2 separate regions of the Homo sapiens genome follow, and region 1 is linked to region 2. A link is a loop called in an ENCODE intact Hi-C map of the cell type or tissue named here. Cell type or tissue: mammary epithelial cell. All regions are shown on one strand. Each heading gives the region's core, and the rest is flanking DNA. Links, peaks and the distances in the headings are about the cores only. Region 1 overlaps ENOX1 (ecto-NOX disulfide-thiol exchanger 1). Region 2 overlaps ENOX1 (ecto-NOX disulfide-thiol exchanger 1).

What was found. A loop is a pair of places that touch in the nucleus more often than their neighbours do. Peaks named below come from ENCODE experiments on the same cell type or tissue, not always from the same donor. Only the 100,000 strongest peaks of a DNase experiment are listed, where the experiment ranks them.
Region 1: a loop joins it to region 2, with 4 times the contacts of the local background. A loop is called at or near these places in 1 of 110 quality-filtered maps.

The regions. Positions count from the first base shown.
Region 1 is chr13:43,684,903-43,687,829 of GRCh38, reverse strand. All of the region lies in intron 1 of ENOX1 (ecto-NOX disulfide-thiol exchanger 1), which reads left to right. Among named protein-coding and RNA genes, the nearest start is that of ENOX1, 100 kb to the left of the region's middle. In mammary epithelial cell, for the core only: no CTCF peak of the experiment used is centred there; a DNase peak (open chromatin) is centred at 1,149.
Region 2 is chr13:43,630,990-43,633,916 of GRCh38, reverse strand. The region is part of intron 2 of ENOX1 (ecto-NOX disulfide-thiol exchanger 1); the gene reads left to right. Among named protein-coding and RNA genes, the nearest start is that of ENOX1, 150 kb to the left of the region's middle. In mammary epithelial cell, for the core only: no CTCF peak of the experiment used is centred there; no DNase peak of the experiment used is centred there.

The sequences.
Region 1 (2,927 bases), core at 120-2,619, 54 kb before region 2:
TGGCCCATAGCACCCTGTGCTTCATCTGTCATTATAGTTACTACATTTGATTGGCCTTATGATTTATCTCTCTTTCTCCCACTGACTGTAAATTCTGCAAGAGGAAGGGCCACGGATGTACTGAGTCTTGCTGAATATCCAGCCTCCATCATGCTTGGAACATAGCATGCACTGTAGGGTAATATCAAGTGATGTTTCCCGCCCTCCTCTCTCTCCTGCAACTTAAAATAAGAAGAGTGCCTTCTTAGAGTAAGGATTTTAATTGACCTAATTAAGTTCAAAGAAAATAAGTGATTAAGGGAGCCAATCATGAAATAGGCTGGCTTGGTGGGTACAAGTGGGGAAGAGACAAACTCTGTAGAATACAAAAGCAGAGGAAACTATGAGATACATGTGTAACCACACATACGACACTCATTCAGTAACTGCCAGAACATCTGAGACACCCAATACTCCAGATTGACATGATCCATTCCCCCGTCCAATATGACTGTGTCAGCCATTTTCAGTCACAAAGAATAGAGGAAAAAGAACATTACTTTTGTCCTAGTTAGAGAGAGCCCTTGAGCAAATGCCATTTATTCAACCTTTCATTTGTTTGTTTAGCAAATATTTGTTAAATGTGATACCAGATGCTTGGAATACAAATGGTAAGGGAAAAAAGGAGTTATTACACTAGTGAGAAGGCAGACACCTAAAATCTAATTATAGGACAATATGGTAAGCATTGTAATTTAGCAATTTGTACAAAGTGGTGTGAGAGCACAGAGGAGGAATCAAATTCCGTCGTTACCTATTTCTGGCAACATGAAAATGGAAATGTATATATACTTTTTTGTGAGGAGCGGAGGAAGTGAGTAAAGTTCACTTCTCTTGTGCTTTGGTTTTGCATGAGTAGTTTTTCATTGCTGCCTTTTCTACCTTTCTTTGGGGCTGTGATGGAGAGAGTATGCTGTTTTCCACGAGTTTGCTTGGCAGATAGGATAATTCATGCTGCAGGACTAGCATTAGCAGCATTTCTTTGACATACTCGGATGAGTCATAGGAGAGAAGACAGACACTGTTCCCATGATGTCACCACCCCTCCCTGACCTCCCCAAGGAGACACAGGAGGAAAACGCAGTTTCTGTGTGTTGACTACTTGAAATAGCCAAATGGGGAAAATTGCATTTGAATGAGTGTGATACCATGTGTGTAAGGTCTCAGAGTCTATGTGAGAATCTTTAACCAAAGACTCACTTAGCTAAGAACAAACCCTGGTCTTTGTGGGTCAACATTCATATGGTTCGAGTTCAGAACCTCCTTTTGCCTCAGTAAGCCAGATAACACAGAAATGGACTGACATTGTGTTCTTTCCCTGTATTATCTTCACTTTGTTAAAAAATAAGGAACTCCTGCATTTTTTTTCTGCTCATCTTTTCCTTCATCTTTCAAAATTTATTGGATGTAGGCTAATCCTGATAGAAAATATCATTGACCACTGATAAGCAGAAGTAATTGATAGCATGCATTCACATCCCATCTCTGATTAACAGGGGAGACTTGAATGAGTTACTAAAGCTTCCTACACTTTGATTTTCTCATCTTAAAAAATGAGAATATTAATACTACCAGTCTACCTCAAGATATTATCATGAGGATTAAATGAGATAACACAAATAAAGTCCTGGTATATCCCGAGAGCTACTTAAGGTTATCTTTTGTTATTAAGTCCCAATATCTAAGCTTTACTGATTTGTTTCTTCTTTGTTTAGAAGGTCAGGTGCTTTTCCTTTGCTATTCCAATCATGACAGTGGCAAGAGCCTGCTTAAAGATTATCCCTAAGGACTCATACATGACTTTTGACTCCTTGGTTGCTGTATGTTGGCCAAGACTTCACATATATTAAGAGATTTCTGAGTGTTTCAACCATGTAGTGTGTGTGTGTGTGTGTGTGTGTGTGTGTGTGTGTGTGTTTCCTTCTGGGATTTCTAAAGGCAGTGACAAGTCTGTTAGATTCTTGAGGAGGGCTAATTTGATAAGTAATGGGTATGCCTCCCAGCAGGCAAATGTGTTCTCATTTCTCAGAATGCCCAGGAGAAAATACTAGCTGAGCTCAAAGTTGAGCTTACAGTCATCTAAAAGTCCAGAAGGAGGAAGACAGCAGAATAATACAGATGTTCATAATTCATTAGCTTTTATCCTACCACCGGCAACTTAAAAAAAAACCTGTCACCATATAATGCCTTTCTTTCAGAATTTCCTTTTGAGTTCAGGCCTTACCTATTTTAGGGCATGAGTTGCCAAGTGCACTGACTCATTTTTTCATGATGTAAGCCATGAACAGGTTACTGCTCAGAGGCTGGAGGACCTACTTTAGGCCAGCAGCGAGGTACGCACATGGCTGTCAGCTGTGCCCTTACACTTTCACTCACCTGGGCTCCCCTGAGAAATGCCATACTCAACTCCTTACCATTAGCTATGAGTCCTACACAGAGGCCTTGTTAGCATCAAAAAGCTCCTCTTCTCCTCTGCCTTCCTGGCAGCAAGCTACCCAGGGGAATAGAAGGAAACTATGCAAGATGCAGATTGCAATTGCTGGGAAGTGAGACTTTGTGCAGAAAATGCGGATCAACTAGATCCGGATATAGTGAAGTATGAAGAGACCCATTGTAGGAAAGTGTCGTCCGGGTGAACTTGAAAGCTGCGGCAGACTCTTTGGCACCAAGTTTTATTTAAAGCAAGCATTGTAGAGCACAGCCTTGGGGATCCTGGGAAATCGAGGAAGAGCAGCATGATTTACACAGTAAGGCCAAAAAGAAAGTAAATGCTTAAGGGACAGTAATTTCTAAAAACTAGCAGTTCTAAAGAGACATTCTAAATACTACTTCTTTGAAAACCATTACAAAGTTCAAATATTTATAGTGGTATTATTTAGCTATGATCA
Region 2 (2,927 bases), core at 200-2,699:
ATGTGCAATTTGTATATTTGAAATTAAAACTTTTAAGAGAAATACCTACATAGTACTCAATACTATAGAAATACTTAGATTTAAAAGTTATAAGCTCTTTTTACTCTCTAACCTCACCTCCCCAAAAGTAAATACTACTATCCTTTTTGTTCTTATCCTTCTAAATATATGTATACATATATACACTATCAACCCACCTATCCACACACACACACACACACACACACATACACACATTTTAAAATGTAAATAGCATTATGTTGGTCACATTACTCTGAAACTTGTTTTTTTATATAATAATATATCTTAAAAGATTTTCCCCATATTATTATACATATATCTACTTCATTATTTTTAATAGCTCTACAACATTCCTTGGTATGGATACTTAATAATTTACTTTTATCATTCCCCTACACGTGGACTTATTTGTGGATCCCAATGCGGGATTTTTACAAACAGTGCTGTGGTGAACTACCTTGTATCTTTGTGTACATGTGTAAGAATATCTATGAGACAGATTCCTAGATGGGGAATTATTGGATCAAATGATACTCATATTTTGCATTATGATAGATACTGGCAAATTTCCTCTAAAATAACTCTACCAATTTATTTTCTCATCAATGGTCTATGAAAATGCCTATTTTACCCATATTTATATCAACATTGAACATTATCAACCTTTAAAATGTTTTACTTATTTGATGGCAAATAATTTATAATTCCATGGTTAGTAGTGAGTTTGAATGCCTTTTTACATCTTTACTGCTATAAACATTATATTTGTCATGAAATTGGAATCTAGCTCAAATTGTTGACTCTGAAGTTCATTTAGAAATTTTGAAACTTGAATTGTCAAATCGAAAGTCATTTAGAAGAACAAATAGGGTGAGCTACTTAAAATTTTGAGGAAAAGAAAAAGTAAATGATAGCAGAAGAAAATACTTGTTTTACAAGATATTAAATATATGATACACCTCCAGTGAACAGTCTAAGAAGCAACAGACATCACAGTGGTACAGCTAGCAGGGTATAAAAACCTAATGTATGAAATAATTTAGTATATGATAAAAGTTGAATCAAAACCAATGAAAACTCAAATCTCTCAAAAATGGTATTTTATTACTGTTTAAAATTATAATAAAACAATTAAAATTATAAAAATCAGGCCGGGCACTGTGGTTCACGCCTGTAATCCCAGCACTTTGGGAAGCCGAGGCAGGTGGATCACCTGAGGTCAAGAGTTCGAGACCAACCTACCCAACATGGTGAAACTCCATCTCTACTAAAAATACAAAAAATTAGCTGGACATGGTGGCAGGCGCCTGTAATCCCAGCTAATTGGGAGGCTGAGGCAGGAGAATCGCTTGAACACGGAAGGCAGAGGTTGCAGTGAGCTGAGATCACACCACTGCACTCCAGCCTGGGCAACAAGAGCAAAACTCCATTTAAAAAAAAAATTAAGATTATAATAGAAATACATTATTATAATCTTATAAGGCTATATATATAATACACTAGAAAAAGAAATACATTAAAAAAAGAAAATATAATTGATGAATATATATGATTTTCAGGTTGAGATGATGTCCTAATTTTGAAATTAAAACAAATGCTAAAGTAGACAACATTATATAATGTACTAAATTTAAATATTTCTGAATGGTAAAAAAAAATTCACCATCTATGAGATCAGATGGCAATGAAAAGTGGGAAAAATTATTTTAAACAAATATGACAGACATAGACATAGGGTTAATATAATCAGTACTTAAAGGGCTTTCTCAAATTCAGAAGAAAAAAACCTAACATCTCAATAGAAAATTGATCAAAGGGCATGAATGGATAAAACATTAATCCTTTCCTGCTCAGGCTGCTCCAAGAAGGGCAAACAGCTGATGAATATTGGGTGTTTTAAAGTAGGGTGACAGATGAATGCTTCTTTTGTGTAAAGTTACTGCTGTTTGTCTTGACGGCAATGGAGAACACTCTTGTTTTAAAGAAAAGTGTTCTTTAATAATTTTAGAAGGTAGTATACAACAAGCCACGTTTTTACAATTTAATAACTTTCCAGATTAAGAAAGAAAAGCCTCAGAAATGCCTTAATGACAGCAACATGTGATCAGAGATGAAGCATCACGATCAGATAATGTGGTAAAACAATATAGTGCCTAAATTTTAGCCAAAGAAAAAAGAATAAAAGAAAAAATAATAAAAGCCTACTTGCGTGTAGATATTGTGTTCCCGATTTTGTTTTAAAGATACTGTTTCCTCGTGGTATGGAAACTATTATATTTGTTCTAAAATTAATTAGCAGACAGGGGTTCTTGCAAAAAAAAATTTCTTACCTTTCTACTGACTCAAACTGGCAGAGTACAAACCAGAGGAAACATACAAATCTGACTCAGTTTCCCGATTCCTAGCAGTTCTTCTCGGAGCAGAAGCAGCAAATACACTTTGTGCAAGCTGAAAGAGCCCCAGGCTTACCTGGCCGCACCACTGACAGGAAATAAGAATTCTAAAGAGAACCTCAACAGTGTCTTGCCAGAGGGGTGCAGAATCTGCAATCTCTTTTCAGTGCTGAGGCCAAGAGTGAATTTGGCCCTAACCCAGAACCAGGTTTCCTGCTGTGGGAGGGAGCCTAGTGCAGCTAGTAGCTGCAATTCAGTAATCCAAATTCTAGCAGTCTACCCTGAGGAAAATAAACTCAAAGATTTATGGAAAAGGACATGCATTGCAGTGTTATTAAAAGTGGCAAAAATGTAAAAACTTAAATACCCACAAATAGAAGAATGTTTAAGTTATGGCACCTTCAGAAGGCAGAATATTATTATTGCAGTCATTAAAGACTCATGTTTTTAAAGACCACTTAACCAAATGGGAAAATACATTATGTTAAGTGAATAAAGCAGAGTTCAAAGTGG